2 separate regions of the Mus musculus genome follow, and region 2 is linked to region 1. The links are chromatin loops, found by intact Hi-C in ENCODE. Cell type or tissue: left cerebral cortex. All regions are shown on one strand. Each heading gives the region's core, and the rest is flanking DNA. Links, peaks and the distances in the headings are about the cores only.

The links. A loop is a pair of places that touch in the nucleus more often than their neighbours do. Peaks named below come from ENCODE experiments on the same cell type or tissue, not always from the same donor. Only the 100,000 strongest peaks of a DNase experiment are listed, where the experiment ranks them.
Region 2: it touches region 1 in a loop (2.7-fold over the local background); 5 of 42 quality-filtered maps call a loop at or near these places.

Annotation. Positions count from the first base shown.
Region 1 is chr19:12,566,031-12,577,090 of GRCm38, forward strand. It overlaps Fam111a (family with sequence similarity 111, member A), which reads left to right and starts at 7,495. Exons shown (of 4, transcript NM_026640.2): 1 at 7,495-7,550; 2 at 11,060. It also overlaps the pseudogene Gm16274. In left cerebral cortex, for the core only: no CTCF peak of the experiment used is centred there; DNase peaks (open chromatin) are centred at 5,023, 5,732, 7,369 and 7,906; H3K4me3 peaks cover 958 bases.
Region 2 is chr19:12,461,060-12,472,119 of GRCm38, forward strand. Mpeg1 (macrophage expressed gene 1) reads left to right here. Exons shown (of 2, transcript NM_001374668.1): 2 at 92-4,221. The coding sequence starts at 142. The coding sequence ends at 2,283. Dtx4 (deltex 4, E3 ubiquitin ligase) reads right to left here. Exons shown (of 9, transcript NM_172442.3): 9 at 5,277-8,650. The coding sequence ends at 8,417. Among named protein-coding and RNA genes, the nearest start is that of Mpeg1, 5.8 kb to the left of the region's middle. In left cerebral cortex, for the core only: CTCF peaks have their summits at 5,311 (motif pointing right) and 6,598 (motif pointing left); DNase peaks (open chromatin) are centred at 2,770, 5,323 and 6,616; H3K27ac peaks cover 280 bases.

The DNA.
Region 1 (11,060 bases), core at 1,019-9,018:
ACCAACCACCAGCCAGAGCAAAAGGATATAGGTGGCTTCCAGTACCCCACCCTCATCCAATATCCCTGCACTTGCCCTCTACTCCTTACTCTTTCTTGCAAGACCAACCACTTTAAATAATGGGTCAGAGTCAGCTCTACCTTCCAGGTTTCTCTATCTGGAGTTAGAATTAGCTCTACAGGGGACAAGGATCCTAGAACATATGACTGGATAGGGCTTTGAAAAGGCCCTTTTAGGGATTTTAACCTGGAACCTGCTACTGTCCAGCTTTGAATTGGCCACTTGGGAAAGAGCCTACTTAGGGTGGAGGGTGGAAGTGAACCCCAGTTGCCCCTACATCAAGGCCAGCTTGGGCAAGCCAAAACTCCTGGTTATGCAGTTCCATCTGTTGTGGCAAAGGGGCAAATGAGGCTTGCTGAGTTCGTGGGAAGATGGGAGTTAGGACACTCAGGTCATTTCTTAGGAGGCAAAAAACCCTGTAGGGTCTGGTGACCTACCAAATGTCCTTATTACAAGTCCATGTTCCAGATGTTCATCAGTTTACTTAGTTCTTACTTGTTACTGTTTCAGATAGTATGTTTTTTTCTTTAATGAACTGTTAATTTAATGTAGGTGTGATTGTTCAATACATAACCAATTTAAAAAAAAAAGAATAAAACTGCCGGAGGAGGTTTCAGAGTATGCACAAGGAGTCAGTGTTGAGTCAGGAAAATCTACGTGTCACAGGAGATGGAAAGAGCAAGGCTACTATGGTTATAATGTTAAATTAGTATTTACAGACACACTTTAAGAAAGCATTGCTGGTTGCCAGGCGTGGTGGCGCATGCCTTTAATCCCAGCACTTGGGAGACAGGGGCAGGCAGATTTCTGAGTTCGAGGCCAGCCTGGTCTACAAAGTGAGTTCTAGGACAACCAGGGCTACACAGAGAAACCCTGTCTCAAAGCAAGCAAACAAACAAACAAACCAAAACCCAAAACAAACAAAAACAAAAACCAAGAAAGCATTCTAAATTTTGAGTTATTCCTTACATCAAATGGAGCTGTGGCCTGCCCTTCTTACTGCTCCTGGGGACTAGCTGATAAAGCAGGTGGCTCAGCTTTCTGTATGGCACCACAGGCCTTGCTGTTGTGCGTTATACAGAGGAACCGTTTGACTGAGTTCTTCTCTCTCACTTCCCCTTCAGCTCTGGCCTTGCTAGCCCCTGAACACCAAGTTAGTAAGGAGCTTATCCACCAACCATAATGTAAATTCTTCTTGGCAGAGCTCCAGGAGTCAGGCTTTGAACCAAATTCCTACCAGAAACTCTCTCGGATTGCTAACTTCCACAGCTGCTGTGGAAAGCATGTCCTATCCGGACTTTTGCTTTATGTGTAACTCTCTGTCCTGATGTACCCATGCTCACAGCTTGGAATGGAGAGAATAGCCATATGCATATATTAGTAAAGGTTTTTTTTGCAGTTGAAGAGTTGAAAAACACATCCTGCTTACCCTGATCCAAAAATCTGGACCCCATTTGAGATAGAGGTGAGGGATGATAAACATGCATGAAACAGGCAGGAAAACAGCCAGTAAACCTTGGAAACAAAAGAAGTTTGAAACAAGTATAAAAAAAGAAATCAAGAAAGCTGATCCAAAATGATAATTAGAAACCCAAAATGATAATTAAGTTTACTAATTGGGGGTTTTGTTTGAAGAGTATTTTTATTGGTATCTTTAAAGCAAATTATCCTGTTTAGTAGTGCTGAATACCACTACAAAAACAAACACCATTTGAGGATGGGAGAAATACCTGTATTCAATACCTCTGTATTAAACCATGCTGGGGCATGACATCAGATATAGTATTCTCGTGGACTCAAAAACATTTCAAAAAACACATAAGCAATAAATGAATAGTGTAGGTATATGCTATTCTGTAGCACATTTTAAGTGCTTTTCATATCAATAGACTTGCATAGTTTGTTCAGTTCCAACGGAAGCTATTATTAGTCCTCCATTACATATAAAAAAATTGAAATTGCATGTAGGTTAGTCTTTTGTTCAACATCACAGAACTCTGTTATATGTGCAGCTGGAGCCATGGGTCCCTTTCAAATTACTCTTTGGTTGGTGGTTTAGTCTCTGGGAGCTCTGGGGAAGGGCTTGGGAATAGGAGAGTGGTATTGTTGAGTGTTTTCTAAGATGCTGTCCTGCTTTTAAAATGTGTTTCCAGTGGTCACTCTCTATGAAGGAACAAAACCTGCCATCCTTCCTCAGAGTCCCTGATGAGTTCTCCCTTGAAGCCACAGACAACAGTTTGTTCCCCTCTTTGTGAATTTTCTACATTTCAGAACCCTTTTCTTTTTCTTCCAAACTTGCATGAATATAAAATTGGACACAATTGGTAGATGCTTGGTCCTGGGGTTCAAACAATCGTTTATTTTCCTCTGTTTTACTTTTACATTGACTAAATGCAATGACTATGTAGCTGCCATCTAGAAAACAGCAGAGGGGCATGGCATGATTTGTGTATCCTTCAATTTCTTCTTTGCCACACCAGCATTTCTTTGCCCTATTGACTTTCTATCTTGTCTTTGGCAGGACTGAGAGTGTTGAGTTGTGCATATAAGCTACTTGTCCCATGAATGTACTCCCCATGAATGAGCACATATTTCATGTTTTTGTGTGTGTGTGTGTTTCCTATGGTTCACACCAAAGGTATTTTTCATATTTGGGGGAGGAGTCTGATCTTGCCAAGTTTTCTCAGGTGAAAGTGGTCTTTTGGCCTTTGGTGTTGGTTATATCCTTTGGCATTTTAAAATTAAATTACTTTATATATGTACATTTCAAAAGTTGTCCCTCTTCCTGGTTCCCTCTCCCCAAGTCCTTCATCCCATCCTCCCAGCCTCTCAGAGGGTGCCTCCCACCTGCCCACCCCCTATCTCACCCCTACCAGCATCCCTCTTCCCTGAGGCATCAAGTTTCCACAGGACTAAGGGCATCCTCTCCTAATGAGGCCATACAAGGCAGTCCTCTTTGACATATGTGCCCAGGGAAATGAACCAGTCCATGTATGCTCCATGGTTTTGGGGTTAGTCTCTGGGAGCTCTGAGGGGTCTGGGTTAGTTGACACTGTTATTCTTCCCATGGTGTTGCCATCTCCTTCAGCACCCTCAATCCTTTCTCCAACTCTTCCATATTGGCGTCTGATCTCAATTCAATGGTTGGCTGAAAGCATCTGCATTTGTCTCAATCAGTTGCTGGTAGAGCCTTTTAGAGTGTAGCCATGCCAGGCTCTTGTCTGCACACACAACATGGCCTCAGTAATAGTGTCAGGACTTGGGCTACATGCATAGGATGGATCCCATGTTGGTCTGATCACTGGGTGGCCTTTCCTTCAGTGTCTGCTCCATTTTTGTCCCTGTATTTCCTTTAGACAGGAACAATTCTGGGTTAAAATTTTGAAGATGGATGCCCTTGTCTCAAATGGGGGGCCATGTATATTTACTAGAGATCTCTTTCACTTCCATTTCCCCATTGTCCCCATTTTTGTTTAGATAAACTCAGTTGATATTTTATCTTCTGTCCTTGCATCTATAGTAAACTGTTAGTTCCCTTTTTATGACTTTTGGTTAGTGGCTTTACAACCTCTTGGAATGTGTTCTAAGTTGTAGATGTATTCTTGCTATCTCATAAGCAATTAACTCATGAGTCTTGAAGACTGGCAGAGTTCTCACTGCAGTTTTGACATCAGAGAGAACTTAATAACAGTCCTATTATAAAATATCTTAATAATTACTAATATTATTTCAAGAATTCTTATATAATCATCATTAATAATTAAGACCTACATAGCATCACTATAAGATTACTACATCTTTGTTTTTCTGCAAAGTTCTGCTCAAAAGGGTGGGCTAACACCTAGGGATTGTTATATATATTTAATAATAATAGTAAAATCATATTAATAGCAGGAATTTTTCCTAAAATGTAATATTCTTGGTCTTGCCTAGAGAAGCAAATCCATCAATAACTTTAACAGTTCATGGTGGAACCAATTGAGGAAGATCACCTGCTAGTTTTAGCTCCTCTTTGATGACTCCTGGTAGACTATACATTCTTTCGTAAGTTTCCATCATCTCCCATTTTTATAGAACTTTATCTTAAGAACCAGGAAAGAGGGAAATGAGAGGACATAAGTCAAGGTCTGTAAGGAGGAAAGTCTCAATGAAAACAAAAAGTGTTGACCGTTATTGTTTATAGTCTGCTTTAAAAGAACCTAGAGTCATCAGGAGATGGGTCTCTGTGCATGCATGTGGGTTTCTTAATTACATAAATTTTGGTAAGAAACAGCCTAGACATGCTGGCAATATTCCCTAGGTTAAACCCTGTATTGTTTATGTTGATGGGGGGAGAGGGGGGCTGAGCATGCCTGAACTGCTCTCTACTATTCACTGCAGATGCAACATCACTCTCTCCAGGTTCTGCTGCTGAGACTTCCTGCCCATGAGGGGTTATAGCAATCTGTGAGTCAAACAAACCTTTCTGATTTTAAGTTGCTTCTGTTGGGGTATTTCACTAAAGCAATAGAAAAAGGAAACGAAGACAGAATCTGTCTTAGTTTCTCTAAAAGACTCATTTTCTCTAAGTCATATCCATCATGAGAAGGATGCCAACAGTCAACGGGTTTGCACATCAGCAAAGTCACTAGCTAGTCATGCAATTAGCAAAGTGGGAGCTTGGTTAAAAATTAAGGCTGTCATCATTTGTAATGACAGTAACATTCTCCGTTAAACAGAAAGAAGAATGCAAAGCAATATAAATCTTCTCTGTCCAGGCAGAGTCTCTCAAAATGCATCCCTGCAGTTTAGATTTCGTCAGAAACACCCTTATTGCAAACATGGGAATATGGTAATAGACCTCCATACATTTAAATATTTCTGGATAAATATAGAATTCTTTAAAAAGGATGTTTTTTCCCTTTTTGAAGTATTATACAGTTCACTTTGGTCTCAAATTCACAATCTTCTATTCTGTACCCTGTGATGATGGGATCACAGCATTGTGCCACTGTTTCTGCCTGATGAACTGAAAGTGAAAGACGTGTCACATGTGTTCCTCAAGCCTGCTGTTACAGGGTAGGAGAGAAATAAACTCATCTCCACTTGTCATGGATTTTCTAGCTATTTTGATGCCTTGCTTTCTAAAACCTGGACACACACACACAAGAAAAAAAAAAGAAAATGTTTTGACATTGCACCTCAAATGCATGGCATTTATCTGCAGTTTTGATATAATAAAAAACATTTTAGTTTCAGAGGACACAATCATTTGCCATGACAGAGCCTAAGAGTATTAGGCTCTGAATATCTCACACTACCACGATCAATTTAAAAATAACAGGAATTACAAATCATTTGGTCATTAATATCTCTCAATATCAATGGACTCAATTTCCCAATAAAAAGACACAAGCTAGCAAAATGGACGTGAAAACAAGATCCATCATTCTGCTGCATATAATAAGTAAATATACTCTGACATCAAAGACAGACATTACTTCATAGTAAAGGGCTAGAAAAAGATTTTCCAAGCAAATGGACCCAAGAAGCAATCTGGTATAGGCAGTCTAATTGCTATTGAAATAAGGAAGGTGGGTGTGTTTAAAACGTAAACAGTCTTCAGATGGCTCCCATTTGACTCTCTGTATGAGTTACATAATATCATGAAGAAACTATCCAGGAGTGAATATTGTACAAATTCCCTTCTTAGCAGACAATGTTTTTAAAATCATCTCACTTCTTCTGAACATAAAATATACCCTAGAAAGAACCACGCCACAGCTGTGCTAGCACATGCATGTGAAAATCATCTGGTAGGCCACAGGAAGTCTTGAGTTTTGTCACAAATGTGTAAAATCTAGTCTAGAGGGAGACTGTGGGACTGAGTAATGATGTAAACTGACTTACATTGTTAAAAACCATTCTAGAATCTATGTGAACTACAAACTCTGGGGTGTGGTAGATGTGGAAAAGAGCATATAGCTAGATATATGTTTTAGGTTTTCAGAGATGTTTGGGTTCTCCAAGGTGGTAGCAATAGTTGTAATCTGCTCAGTCTCTGTGAGCTGCTATGGAAACAGGTTAGTTGATTCTGTGGGTTTTCTTGTGGTATGCTTGACCCCTCTGACTCCTACCATCTTCCTCCCTTTCTTCTGCAGGATTGCCCAAGCTCTTCCTAATGTTTGGCTGTGGGTTTCTGCATCTGTGTTTCCATTCATTGCTGGGTAAAGCCTTTCTGCTAATGATTATGTTAGGCGTCTGTCTGCAAGTATGAATGAATATCTTTAGTAGTGTCAGGGGTTGGCTTCCTCACATGATATGGGTCTCAAGATGGACCAGTCATCCCTGGCCACCTCCACAATTTCTGCACCACTTTTCCCCAGACTATCTTGTAGGCAGGACAATTTGTAGGTAGAATGCTTTGTGGCTGGGTTAGTGTCCCAAACTGTTCATTGGAAATCTTGTCCAGTTATAGAAGATTACTGGTTCAGGCTCTGTATCCCCCATTGCTGGGGTCACCCTTATAGATTCCTGGGACTTTCCACTGCCCTAGTTCTTTAGCCATGCCCTAAGCATCCTCCTTCTTGCCCCATAACAGTTGTGTCTCCCAGTAATCTCTTCCCACTCCCTGCCTGGCTCCCTCCCTCCTCTTCCTCCTTTTTAATCACAGCTCATATTTCTGGAGTGGACACTCTCTTTATGAGTAGAAAATATTTACTCCCAATGATGCACATCTGGAAAAAAATCAATTTATTAGGTCATCGAGATGACTCAGCATCTGCTGCCAAGTCTGACTGAGTTTGATCCACTAGACTCACATGGTAGGAAAGAGCCTGAATTCCTGAAAGTTGTGACATGTGGCATACACACACATACACATATTACACACAAATAATAAATTTAATACATTTTTGAAAAATGAGTCTTTGACAAGGATTTGCAGCTTCTTTCTGATTTGTTCAAGTACTGAAGCTGGTCTGCTGTGGGGATGTTACCCCCTAGAAAGGCCCTGAGTCCTCCAGCCTTCCTCCTCCTAGCTCATTCTCTTCCTGCCTGCAGCCAGAAAGCATGTCACTAACCTGCTGCCCTGGTCTCTCTTGCTATTTGGAAGAAAATCCCTGGACCTGCCTGAAACCAGGAGGGAACCCAGATCTAGTCCTGGCTCCTCAGCTTCCCACTGAGTCCAGTTAGCATACCTCATTTGACTAGGCTCTAAAAGGAGATCCCTGGAGAGTAGAGGACCACACCCACTCGATTGGCGGGCTTCCTTGACTAGGCGGCCCTTAGAGACCAGGGCGGATGCACACTGCGCTTGCTCTGGTCCAGTCCCGCGCTCTGAATGCAGCCAATGGACTGAAGCACAGCTGGTTGCTGTTCAGAGAAAGGACCAATCCGCAGTCTCTCCACCCTCTGAACAAAGACGTCAAATGACAGTCTGGTTCTGTTTTTTCTAAAAGACCCGGGATTCCAGCGGCTGGAGCGAAGCTGCCATAGAGTGGAAAGATCCAGTAAGTAAAAAGCCACTTTAAGATTAATTTCTTCATGTCAGAATGTGGTGTGCAGCAAATATTCACCAATATATTTAGCAAGTCTATTTCATCTTGGAATAAAAATACACAAGTGACAAATACTGATTTCTTTCTCAGGCTTGCCTAGCAGGTGGAGTGGAAGCTATCCATATTCGAATAGGTGGTTACTACATTAACCTGATTTGTCTGCTGTTTCCATCAACATAACCCAGTATGTTCTGCTGAGGACTAGAAAATACCAGTCATCTTTAGTGTTCTTTAAGGGCACTGTGACGGTTTCCTCCCAAAAGCAGACTTAATGCTAGATGTTGGGTTCAAGTGTAGCTGGTCCTAGCTGTGAGCCAGGGAAGGTGGCAGGTCCATAAACAAACTGTGCTACTCTGAAATGAAGAGTGGGTGAAATCTCAGGCACACTGGTGGCATGGGGGAACTTCTAGCGCTGGAAAGCCCTTGGGACAGAGGCAGAAGGGCTAACCCATCTGAAGGACCCAGGGAGCCCAGGGTTGTTTTCAGCATTCTAGCCTCAGCGTGCTGGTATTGATGATGTGGTAGTGTAGGAAGAGGCAGGCTTAGATCAGCTCTGGTCTTTGCCTCTGGAAAGCCTTTCTGAGAGAAAAGTAAGTAGGCAAGAATGTGCACATGGCTAGCCAGAAAATAAGCGCCTTTAAGAGAGGGGGAAGTGAAGGTGGGGGAGGGAGACAAGGGGCTGGAGAGGAAGTTATTAGGCAATAGGGAGGGACGGATGTGGCTCAGAAGCCAGAAAGAGGCTTAAAGGGGCTTGGTGGGGCAGGGCGTTATTCAGAAATAGGGAGAGTGAGAAAGGCCAGGGGAAAGAAAAAGGGGGCAAGAGAAAGGGGAAGAAGATGGAGAAAGCAATTCCAGGAAACTGTTAGGGAGACCGAGGATGGGACTTGGTACAGGCCATATTGGTTTATTGCTCTACTAAAGAAAGATAGTACATGTAAGTACTTTGTCTTCTCAAATTATAATGTGGTATACTCGGAGGAATTTGTATTCACATCATTCTAACTGAAAAAGCAAGGAGGAGTGGAGGCAGGAGGGGATCATATGCCGGGCATGGTGGCGCACACCTTTCATCCCAGCACTGGGGAGGCAGAGGCAGGCAGATTTTTGAGTTTGAGGCCAGCCTGGTCTACAAAGTGAGTTTCAGGATCCCCAGAGCTATACAGAGAAACCCTGTCTCGAAAAACAAACAAACAAACAAACAAACAAACAAACAAACGAAGGAGGGGATCATACAATGAACTTCCAAATACCTATCATATAGCAAATAATTCTGTATTAGAGGATATTTCCACCATTTTTTTTTGAGACAAAGTCTCATTTAACTCAGGCTGGCTGTGGACATTTTAACCTGATCCTCCTCCACATTCTAATAAAATATGACCCAGCATGAATACCGAAAATCGTTTGTGTGGGGGTAGATATGGAATGATTCAGAATTGTTTAAGCATGTGCCTGTGAACTGCCAAATTCATATTTCTTTCTGTTAGCTTTTATATTTTACAATATGAACCATCAACAGACAGGGAACCTCACATTGTTTTTCTGGTTGAACAGAAATTTCTGCCCACCAAGATCAGCTAGTCCAGACCAGTTCCTCAAGTACTCATGCACTATCATTTTCTTAAGTCCAAGGCGTGTCCCTGTGGGTAAATATTGGCCTCAATCCCAGCACTAGCAGGAATATTCTCTGAGTAATCGTTCACAGATGGCCGTTCAATTTTCACAGCAGATGAGGATGACTCTGCCCCTCCTTTTAGGGTGAGGAAGAGGCAGAAAGTAGCCAGTAGCCGGGCGGTGGTGGCCCAAGCCTTTAAAATCCCAGCACTCGGGAGGCAGAGGCAGGCAGATTTCTGAGTTCGAGGCCAGCCTGGTCTACAAAGTGAGTTCCAGGACAGCCAGGGCTATACAGAGAAACCCTGTCTCAAAAACCAAAAACCAAAAAAAAAAAAAAAAAAAAAAGAAAGAAAAAGAAAGGAAGGAGCCAGCCAGTAAGCCCAGGTCCCTGCAGCTCCAACATGGCTGCCTAAGCTAAGCCCGTACTCTTGGCATTCACCCTGCTGTGCAAATTCTCATAGGATGTCCCTGCCATATTTTTAGTTGCTTCTGCTTTTCACAAACACAGAACTAGTTCAGGGGGGCTAGTAGACATCCTTCCTAGCTCCTTAGCAGCAGTTACTGGTAGAAATCTAGGACTCAGGTGCTACAATGGAGGGGTTAAGATCATGGACACAGGCTTTACATGGCTCCCACCGGGTATGTGCTTCAATTACACATAGAGAAAAGAAGCAAGCCGTGGGTGGCTGTCCGCAGACAACCTTTCTGTTTTCGTCTGATCACTTTCTACATGGATGGAAACACGACTAAAATGCATAATTAAGTTGGGTGTGCTGTGCTCACTTTCGTCCCAACTCTGAGGAGGGTGAGACAGGAGGGTGGCCAGTTTGAGGTCATCTTGGCCTACAAAACAAGACATGTTTTAAAGGAAAAAAAAAAAATAAAGGTGATGTCTGTATCTTAGTTGCATTTTGATGTGAATAAATTGGCACTGCAATTGTACAAAAAGACAATCCTAACTTGTTGAGTGTGACTTTCATCTACTAGTTAAAAACACACTACAGGGTTTCATATGTGGCCCAGCTGTTAGAGCGATCACCTTTTATTCACAAAGCCCTGGATTTGAATCTCTGTACCGCTTATGGCAGATGTGATAGTACATATCTATAATCCAGACTGTTGAAAAGTGGAGGCAGGAGGATCAGGAGTTCAAAAGTCCATAGCCAGCCTGAGTTATATGAGACATTGTCTCAGAAAAAACAAGAACATATATTTTCGCTCGCGCGCGCGTGCGCACATGTGTGTGTGTGTGTGTGTGTGTGTGTGTGTGTGTGTGTATGAGAAAAAACTTACAAAGAAAAATTATTTGGTATATGATAGGTATTTGGAATTTCATTATATGGTCGTCTCCTGTTTCCACCTCCTTCTTGTCTTTTCGTTAGAAAATAATGTAAATATAAATTCTCCAAGATATCCTCACTGGAGTTTTGTGATTTTTGAATAGAAGTTTGAGCTCTGTAGAATGAACTGAAACTTTTAAAGCAAGGTTCCGAGAACTATGTGATGGAGCTTATGGAAACTTATCAGTTCACTGCCTACAGCACTCATTCCTTGACTGTGTCTTCTGATGGTGACCTACTGAAGAAGCACAAGCTTGCTCTCCTTTGTGGCATATGGTCTAGTGGTTCTTAGCACCGGAAGGGCCTCAAAGGCAGGAAACAGAGTTGGCAACAGTCCCCTCTCCCACTGTTAGTGGTGTCAGTATGTCATTTAAACCATTTTTTCCTCTTTTGCTTAGACAGCAGGGAGAAGTGCCATTTCAAACAAAGGACCTAAAGCAGTAACTAAGTTGGATAAACTTTCCATATTACTTTTTGATGTTTCTTACCAATTTCTTTTGTTTTCAGA
Region 2 (11,060 bases), core at 1,109-9,108, 100 kb before region 1:
GCAGCATAAAGAGGAACTGATGGTTTTAGGAGAACTGTAGAATTTTCTGTTTCAACAACCGCTTTCTTTTCCATCCTTCTGTTTGCCCCAGTCTTGTTGGTGAATGCTTAGGGCTGGTATATGGCCAAAACCATCTGCGCCATGAACAGCTTCATGGCCTTGGTCCTCATCTGGATGATAATAGCGTGTGCTGAAGCAGACAAGCCTCTTGGAGAAACGGGTACCACTGGATTTCAAATATGCAAGAATGCCCTGAAACTACCTGTCTTGGAGGTCCTACCAGGAGGAGGCTGGGATAATCTGAGAAATGTAGACATGGGACGGGTGATGGACTTGACATACACCAACTGTAAGACCACAGAAGATGGGCAGTACATCATCCCCGATGAAGTGTATACTATTCCTCAGAAAGAGAGCAACCTGGAGATGAACTCAGAAGTCCTGGAGTCCTGGATGAATTACCAGAGTACCACCTCACTTTCTATCAACACAGAACTCGCCCTTTTCTCCAGAGTCAACGGCAAGTTCTCTACTGAGTTCCAAAGGATGAAGACCCTTCAAGTAAAGGACCAAGCTGTGACTACCAGGGTTCAGGTAAGAAACCGGATCTACACAGTGAAAACCACCCCAACTTCAGAGCTCAGCTTGGGGTTTACGAAGGCACTTATGGACATCTGTGACCAACTAGAGAAAAACCAGACGAAGATGGCCACCTACCTGGCAGAGCTCTTGATCCTCAACTATGGCACACACGTAATCACTAGTGTGGATGCTGGGGCTGCACTGGTTCAGGAGGATCACGTAAGGTCCTCCTTCCTTCTGGACAACCAGAATAGCCAGAACACCGTGACCGCTTCTGCAGGGATTGCCTTCTTAAACATTGTGAACTTCAAAGTTGAAACAGACTACATTTCTCAGACCAGTTTGACGAAGGACTACCTGTCGAACAGGACCAACTCCAGGGTGCAGAGTTTTGGAGGGGTTCCCTTCTATCCAGGCATCACCTTAGAAACCTGGCAGAAGGGCATCACTAACCACCTAGTGGCAATAGACCGTGCTGGCTTGCCTCTGCATTTCTTCATTAAACCTGACAAGCTACCTGGCTTGCCAGGTCCCTTGGTGAAGAAGCTGTCGAAGACAGTGGAAACTGCTGTGAGACACTATTACACTTTTAACACTCACCCAGGATGCACAAATGTTGATTCCCCCAACTTTAATTTTCAAGCCAATATGGATGATGATTCCTGTGATGCGAAAGTCACCAACTTCACCTTTGGTGGAGTTTATCAGGAATGCACTGAACTGTCAGGTGATGTTCTTTGCCAAAACCTGGAGCAGAAGAACCTGCTCACAGGTGATTTCTCTTGTCCCCCTGGCTACACCCCTGTCCATCTGCTCTCCCAGACCCATGAAGAGGGTTACAGTCGTCTGGAATGTAAAAAGAAATGCACCCTCAAGATTTTCTGCAAGACAGTGTGTGAAGATGTGTTCAGAGTGGCCAAGGCTGAATTTAGGGCTTATTGGTGTGTGGCTGCTGGCCAAGTACCTGACAACTCAGGACTTCTCTTTGGAGGAGTCTTCACTGACAAGACCATCAACCCTATGACAAATGCACAGTCATGCCCAGCAGGCTACATCCCACTGAACCTGTTTGAAAGCCTCAAGGTATGTGTGTCCCTGGATTATGAGTTGGGGTTCAAGTTTTCAGTCCCCTTTGGTGGGTTCTTCAGTTGTATAATGGGGAACCCCTTGGTTAATTCTGATACAGCTAAAGACGTCAGAGCACCATCTCTGAAAAAGTGTCCCGGGGGCTTCAGCCAACACCTAGCTGTTATCAGTGATGGATGCCAAGTGTCCTACTGTGTCAAGGCTGGAATCTTCACAGGAGGGTCCCTGCTCCCTGTCAGGCTCCCACCTTATACCAAACCACCTCTTATGAGCCAGGTTGCCACCAACACTGTCATAGTGACCAATAGTGAGACTGCCAGATCCTGGATTAAGGATCCTCAGACCAACCAGTGGAAGCTGGGAGAACCTCTGGAGCTTCGTAGGGCCATGACAGTCATCCATGGGGACAGTAATGGAATGTCAGGAGGGGAAGCTGCTGGAATCACTTTGGGAGTCACCATAGCACTAGGAGTTGTCATTACCTTGGCCATCTATGGTACTCGGAAGTACAAGAAGAAGGAATACCAGGAAATTGAGGAGCAGGAGAGTTTGGTTGGAAGCTTAGCAACAGATGCAACAGTCCTTAATGGAGAAGAGGATCCAAGTCCAGCTTAATTGTCTCCAAAGGAAACAGTTTCCAGCCACAGCTTCAAGCACATCTTTTGCTTTGTTTTCTCTACTTCTGCCTTCCTAAGTGACTGAAGTGACAGTCGCCATAGGAAGAAAGCAGCTATTACAACCCTGGCAGTATTTTCTTAGGCCTCTGCACCAGGAAATTAAAGGAGCCATTTGAAGTGAGGTGTGGGGAGGGGTATGATTCATTTGGAAAAAGCTGGACTGGGACTAAGCCTCGGGGTGTATGCGTCCATTCTCATAGTTGTCTGTACCTGAATGCATGTGTGTGGAACGAGGGGTGGGGGAGAAATTGGATTTGGTGCATTTAGTCTGAATTTGAAAGGCTTTCCAGTTTGTAAGCTGAAGAGGTCTGTGCTTTAAGTACATTACTTCTTTTCTTGTGTTTTCAAAGAGGCCCTCAGGGTTTCAGTAAACAGTGCCCTGAAATGCCACAGGAGGCCTACATGCCCCCTACTCTTTAGCTTTAAGGACTTGGTGTTGATTGACAGTGCCCTCCCCATGAGTCACCTCACAGGCATTTGAAGGAGAAGCGGGTGGGGTTTATACAAATTCCATTTCCCAACTTCCTCACAGCTAATCTAGGTCAGTCTTGGGCTTCTGAACTGTGCAAACAAGTCCTGGGGGGGGGGGGGGGAATATAACATAATTTTCTGTTAGGGGATGAAGGATGAAGAAACAGTAAGGAAATGAGTAATAAATTAAGGCTAAAAACCGGGGTTCGGGAGACAATGAGAGTATTCTAGGAAACTTTGAATTCTTAGATCTGTCAATTAACAGGGTTATAAATGAAGAACTAAACAGAGCTCTAGTTTGGCAGATCAAGCAGTATGGTTTCACGTTCATGTGTCAAAAATGTAACTCCTTCCTCTCTCTGGACAGTCTTTCCCCTTGTCTTCTTACCACAGCTGAGGGTGCACAGGAATACACACAAACCCCTTGGACTGTAGCAAGAAGCTTTTATCTGCCTAGGGGTGAAAAATGCGCAAGTCACAGTGAGCCTGCACTTACATAGTACTTCCTCCCTAAAACTAAAGCTATTGGGAAAGCGCTGTCTTCTGTCTGTTAGGATTTGCCTTTTCGCGCTGCTTGGAAGAGGGGTGGGGTAATTTAAAACAAAACAAAATTTATGTCACAGTTAGCTGGGAAAAGGCCATGATATGTATTTCAGTTCCAGGATGGCTTCCATGGGTTATCTGGAAGGCCTCGTGATTGACAACTGGCAATAGTTGGGGTATTGCTCAATTTTCATATCTGAGAATTTAATTCTCTACAACACGGAAATTCCTCTACAGCTGTCTTAGAAATTATGTATCTATTCACCACAACACATCAGTGAGCTATCTTCTACGAAAGATGATGTATTCTTGCTTTAACACTTACAATCAAGCTCTTGTGCACAGAGTAGGCCCTCCTGAAGAGCTCCAAGTGTCTCAGCCTTCAGGAACAGGGAGAGACTTCCTCATTCGTTTCCATTTGAGATACAGAGAGGAATGAATGACTGAATTGGAATTCTGCCCTACCACCTGCCCAGCCAAGAGGGCTAATTGCACAACCTCTCCATCGAACCTGCCTCTTGAGCGTTAAAATGTTCTTCTTAACCTCTGTGTGCTTTGTGGGTTTGGGCTATATTTTAATGTTTCATTGAAGCCAGCCATCTTTCTGAAAATACTAGTTACAATCAAGCTCTTGTGCACAGAGTAGGCCCTCCTGAAGAGCTCCAAGTGTCTCAGCCTTCAGGAACGGGGAGAGACTTCTTTCTGTAAATTCTCTGAATCTGCAAAGCAAGGCACATCAGAAGACTCCCAGATCTTTAATGCAGAAACTTCCTGTTGAATTTTTTAATATTTGTCCCATAAACATGTAACTCTACTAACAAAAATGAGTATAAATATGCATTAAAATGTGTACTTGGCAAAATTTTATCTTGGTGTTCATCTGTATGAAGTCAGAATACAGGGGTTTCCAGTTCACCCTCAAGCCATGTCATAGGTCTCCTGGGCTCTGCCCAGTCTTGACTTTAAGGCTGGGGTCTGCAGAAAGACCAGGGCTGGTTTCTGAGAAAACCATACTCCAAGGGAGATCAGAGATGGAGATAGTCTGGTGAGAAGAGAGGCTAGACTTGTTGTTCAAGAGTTCCTTGTTGTTCTTGTGTTCCTATTATTACTGGGATGTTTAATAACAAATGCTTACTGGAAAAATTTAAAACTGCCTGAAAATAAGGAGCCATTTAAGTGGTCAGTATTCACGGCTGGGAAGATGGTTCAGTCGCGTGCCTGCTATTTGAGCATGAGAATCTTGAGTATGTATCCCCAGCACCCCTGTAAAAGCATGGATGGTGGTATGAACCTGGAATCTCAGCACTCGCAGGTATGGACAGGTGGCACATGGGGCTCATTGGTCCATCAGCCTATCCTAGCCAAAATGGTAATTTCCAGGTTCACTGAGAGAACCCTGCTTCAAAGGATAAGGTAGAAGACTGCAGAGGAGATAACTAATGTCAACCTTTAGCTTCAGCAGACCTTCACACACACACACACACACACACACACACACACATACTGCACCCCCCACACGTGTCCCTTTATACAAGCATGCATCGCCTCGCACATATGCACCTCCACACACATACATCCCCGCACACACATACATCCCCGCACACACATGCATCCCCCAACATGCAAGAAGCCAGTTTCCATGTTTTTAAAGATGACCCTTTCCCCCCAAGTTCACATATTCATTTCTGTTGCTTTATGGCCCGTTTCTTTGAGGGGAAACCCAGAGTTAAGTCAGGTGAAATGTGGGAGTAGAAGAGATGTGGGAAGTTTTAGAAAATAAAGAAAGAAGAGTTTCCCTTTATCGAACTAGTTGGACTGAGGTTGCCCGCAGATAAAGGAAGTAATCCTCATGCTTCTGAGCCAGCTGCCAAAGCACTTCTACAAAAGCAGGCCCTTAGGAGTAACGACAATTTGTGCTTGTTCATTTGCAGTTTATTGTTCTGCACGTACACCTCATGAGCACCAGGGGGCGATGTCCTCCCACAGAACAACACCAACAACTTCAAATCACAGCAGTTACTAACAGAACACCTGACATCTGGACATTCACCAGCCCTCTCCCAGAAACCCCCACTGAGATATAAGTGACCAACGAACAAGCAAGGGGGGGTGGGGCAGTGGTTATTTCTTGGGCCACAGCAGCCTTCTCCCAATCCTCTCATGCACACAGCAATGCGATGCCAGGACAAGTACTTTTGACTGAAGTATAAAATCACACAGAAGTCTAAATCTTACAAAAAGGACAGGGGAATGGAAGCACAAAGGCACAGACAACCACAGATATACCACATAGCTTTTCAAGGGATAAGCATCTCATAGCTGTGTCTCCAATCCCATTTGTTCACCCCGGGAGTCTCATGAAGGAAGAACATGGCTGCTGGTGCTGAGACTGTAAAAGAAAGGGCATGGGGGCTCCCTGCTTGGCCCAGTAGAGCACACCAGGGCTTCTCTGGGGAAGCACTCTGGGTCAAAGTCGCTTGTGTCCAGGGCCTAATCTCATTGAAATGAATTCTGTATATTTGGGGGTTGGCACAAGAGAAGGAGTAAGGTACCAGCTACTGCTTGACCCACACATTGTTGAGATTGCCAAGCTTCCATCAGACCAGAAAGCTGAAAGAGTGAAACTTGAGGGTGAGGTAGCCTCTCAGAGCATCCTCGGGGAATAAGGAAATGAGACATAGACATTTTAAAGTCCTCTGGGGAAATTCTTGAAGACTAACCCTCAAAATGGTCTTTCTTGTAGAACAGTCACTCCCTGAGATGTCCTTCTGGGCTCTTCCTTCTGCCTCATGCTATGCTTTTCCTGCGTCTACCTCCTTTGCTACGTGAAAACATCCCCCACTGGCCATTCCCACATCTCAGAGCCTGTTTTCATTTCTTCACTTCCTACTGCTTCACTTTCCTATCCATGAACTCCCAGTCTAATTTCTCATCCTTGTTGCCAAGAAGCAGGGACTGTAGATAACAACGAGTAACTGAAGACAAACATGATTGTAAGCCTTCAATGAGGGTCCGATTATCTCTGAAATTCGGTAACCTGATAAAAGGGTGTGACATTAACGCCCGTGGCTACTTGCCTTCCATTTAGTTCTGCTGTATCTTTCTCTACTTTAGCAGGAGTTTTCCCCGAGGTGCAGTGAATGCAGCAATCTTCTGCTCTGCTTGTGAGACAAAATGGCCTCCCATTGATAGGACAGGCTGGACTAAGATGGCAGAACATTCCCTCCAACCACAGCTCCCCCTAGTGGAAGGCGATTAAAATTCCATTAGCCATTTGTAGAGTGAAAGAAAACTCAGCACCAGGGAAGTGGGTTAGGGACACTTGGGTGATTCTACTGGCCACAGCAATATCAACAATGGTGGAAGCCCAACAGGAGGCATCTCTGGTGCAGGGTGGTATGAAAATGTGGACTCCAGTTCTAACGTAAGTACAAATGTGGAAGGTTGTTGAATTTCTCACTTATTTTTACCAAGCATCAAACGTTTCAAATCTTATGATATATATGTATGTGTATATATACACATATATATAGTCAAACCCTCGAGACATGAGGTATATAAGTTCAAATTAGTATCCAGAGGAACTTTCCCCAAACACAAAGTTCAAAGAACCCACTTACAAAGGGGAAATTATTTTCCCTTCTTGATTCTCCATTCTCTTTTACCTGACACCTAATCCATTCTTTAATGGAGCCAAAGTTGAGATGTTGGGGATAGATTGGATCTTGGGACACCACCCAGATGCCGGTTAGGGAAGACCAGAATGTGTTCCTAACTGTGTTAGGAATGAGCTAAAGCGACTTCTGCCACCATGGTTTTGGCCAATCTGTGCTAGATGGGGGCTAGAGCAAGGGGCTGGGACAGGGAACAATAATGTCTCTGGTCTTGAATTAGCAAATCTGTGGGGAGATGAATTGAGCTCTTATATAAAGAAGACTGGATGGAAGCTGGCTCTGATCTAATATTAATAAGAAGGAGAAGGGTCAATCTAGCTCTTGAATCAAGACATCTTCCCAAGTACAATTCTATGTCCATTAGGGTCCAAGTTTATTACGAGATGGGCTGGCAAAGGTGAGAAAAGTCAAAGGGCCATGCCTTTACTATAGAATCCCCAACAGAATTGGGATTTGGCACGTGAAACAGAATTTAGAGACGTGATGGGACTTTCCCAATAACCTGGCCCAATAATGCACACACACCCACACAAACATATGCACAAACACAGATGACAAAGAGCCTGGTGTGGGCTCCAACTCACAGTGACTTGATGAAACTGAGCTGGTTTGCAATGAGTTGGGAAGAAGGCTATGGGCTCCTCTCCCTGAGGATAGTGCAGATGCTCACTGGGATGCAGGCTCTGATTGGATCAGAGAGCGGTTGCTTGGAAACAGCATCATGGGATGCCACCCCAGAGAGGAATTCCTGAGCCCTCCCACCCACTTGAGAGAATCAGATGCCTATGGACAGGTCAATAGATGAGGAGGAAGGAAGGGCCCAGGCTCCTCCCAGAGGCATTTGACTCTGACCCTCTTAACATGAACTGCTTCCTTACACTGCACCAAGGCATCCAATTTCTGATGTCACAGCAGTCTACACCTCTCTCCCCAATTGTGCACAGTGAGAGCTCCCTGACTCCAGTGGAGGAGAAAAAAAAAAAAAAAGCAGAAACTCCACTCTCAAGGCAGAGTGGAAGCAGCAAGAAGCCAGCTGAGGATAGGGATCTCAGCTTCACAAGGCCAGGATATGGAATACCTCAATAGTGCCCATACATTAAATATGCTGAACATACTCCCTGCTTAGGGGTGGGGAGAGGTGCAGGTCCTTGACTACCCAGAACTGAAGACTCCATGGGGACAGAAGGAGGTTGGCCCTCATCCCGTGTCTGGTTCGTTTTGGATGAAGTGTAAGAACGACATCATCTTAATCCAGCGCCCTCTGTGACTGAGAGGGATGGGAGATGGGAATAATACAAGAAGGGACATGAGGGAGTCAGGAGGCATGGCATCAACCTTGACTCTCTCCATTTTCTGCCCTGTGGTCCCCAGTACCCTCCCTCCTCAGTCCTTTTCATGGGAAGTGCTGTCTTCAGAGATACCCTGGGCAGCCAGTTCAGCCAGCACGTTATCCAGGTAATTGGCATCTGGGTAGCCATGGCCAGTGAGATTAGAGCCAAATTCTGTTTTGTGGTGAACCTCATTCCAGATGACAGTATCGGACTCGCCCGTGGTGCTGGAGGTTCCAATGGCAAAGATGAGACGGCGGTCCCAGGCCACTAGAAGCAGCTTCAGAACCTAGGGCAACAAGGGTGAGAGACCACAGGAAGTTGTTCAGTCACAGCCACACACCAGTTGTCAGATGGTGGATTTGACTTGATGTCCGCAACCCTTCCTTCATCATGATGCCCTAAGCAACCCAGAGGAGAACAATATGAAATTGGACACTTAGCACTTACAGATTGAATCTCACCTCTGTCATTGAATAACTGGGTAACTCTTGCCAAATTCAAACATCTGCATGGAATTTGTTTATTTATTAAATGGCAACTCTATCACCCACCCCAAGGGTTGTGTGCATGCATAGTATATGCATGTGCGAGTGTATGGATGCCTACAACTGTATGTGTATGTACTTGGAGACCACTGGCTGACCACTGGCTCCACCCTGTTGCTTTGTTTTGTTTTTGAAACAGGATCTCTCACTAAACCATCATTAATAAGTGGCAGAAACAAAAGTATGACCCAGCTTCAAAGCCCTTGGTGTTATTATACCCAACCTGCAACAAAGCCAAAGTTTAGGGTCATGGACCAGTGGGTAGGAAGAACACTAACTAATAATGGCATATCTAAGGGAATTGGTGAGAAGAGATGGTTTAAATCTGTACTGCAAGGAGGGTTTTCTTTTTTTTTCTTCCTTTTTTTTTTTTTTTTACTTTTCTTTTCTGTTTTTTTAAAGATATTTTCTTCACTTACATTTCAAATGCTATCCCCAAAGCCCCCTATACCCTCCCCCCACCTTGCTCCTCAACCCACACACTCCCGCTTCCTGACCCTGGCATTCCCCTGTATTGGGGCATATGATCTTTGTAAGACCCAGGACCTCTCAGGAGGGTCTTAATATTCTGCTAAGACAAGCACACTTTTTAAAGAAGAAAAGGAAAGGCCACTGAAACATGGATGTGTTCCTTTAAACTTTAATTTTAATTTCTTTTAACCAAAGGAGCTTTATCCCAGAAGTAGAGTTTGGGATAACTGACATGGTGTCAGGCCTTCTGGAGAGGTTATTAAAGGATCAAATGGCTTAGAATGTAGGGCAGGGGGAGGAATGAGCTGAGTGGATCTGGGCACTTAAAGCAAGAGTTCAAGATGGTGAATGTGCATAAGTCCAAGGATTGGGGATCTGTGTTAAATAAAGAAGGTCTAAGGAAGCCCTCGCAAACATGAATGTGGTCTTGTGCTTGTTTGAGACAGTCGTATGTACCCCAGCCTGGCCTCAAACGTAACAGGTAGCAAAGGATGACCCTGAACAGCGGAGCTGAGATTACAGGCATGTGCTAGTTGCTTGGTTATAAGTGTCAGAGATGGAAGCCACGGTTGCTTACATGGCAGGCACGTGTTCTACCAATGGAACTCTGACTGAAGTCTCAACAGCAGATTTACAGTGGAGACATTAGGCTGCAGACCTTGGGCTAAGGCACAGAAATTTGTTTCTTGATGGAATGCTGCCTGCCTTAATTCTGACTCTTAGTTTGAGAACAGAGCACTACTGAATCTTTCTTGATACTGCTGTTTCTTTGTTACAAACTATCCTCTGCCTCCCTGGAAGGACAGAGCAGAGCCACACCCTTTGACATTGAAGCAGGACAGAAAATAGGGTGTATTATGAGATACAGGGAGGGAATGGAAACCCCCACTCTTCTGGTTGAAACCTCTGGCTAGCTGAGAATCAAGAAATCCAGCACGATTAACACTTGGTGTAAACGTTGCTCACACAGAGCTATTTCTTTTATGTGATATCTCTTCAATAAGAATATTAAAATCGTGATACTCAATACGACCTTGAGTAGAAATATTTTCCTATTTTATGGGTATCTCAAATTGTTAATTTTCTTTATCATGAAGATGCCCTATCTTCTTGTATCCCTGTGGTCTAGGGTTTTCTTTATCAATTTGAATCCTGTGTCAGATGTCCCTTGGGACCACCCTAAAGTTTTGTTCAGGCTTCTTGGAAACCTATCAGCTTGACTTCCATAGCAGGAAGACACATGAGGAGTCTGCAGGTGAATGCTTATGCACACCCCCCCCCAAATTCATGGGAACTTCTCACCAACACCTCCAAATTGAGTCTTATCATATGGAACTTTCTGGGGTCTATTAGGTCATGAGAATGAATGTCAGTGAATGAGATTAACACACTTATAAAAGGAGGCTGGCAAAGGGAATTCTTGCCCTTTCTCCCTGGCGAGGACACACAGAGAAGAGGCTTTGTCTATGAGCAGGAAGTGAATCCTTGCCAGATCCTGAATCTGCCAGCACCTTGATCTTGGACCTCCTAAACCCGAGCACTGTGAGAAATAAGGACCTGCTGTTTATGAACCACTCTGACTACAGTCTGTGGTAGTTTGCTAGAACAACTCAGATATGCTTACATAGTCTTGAACTTTCACCCACAGCAGCAACATAACCACTAACATGCGATGCAGAA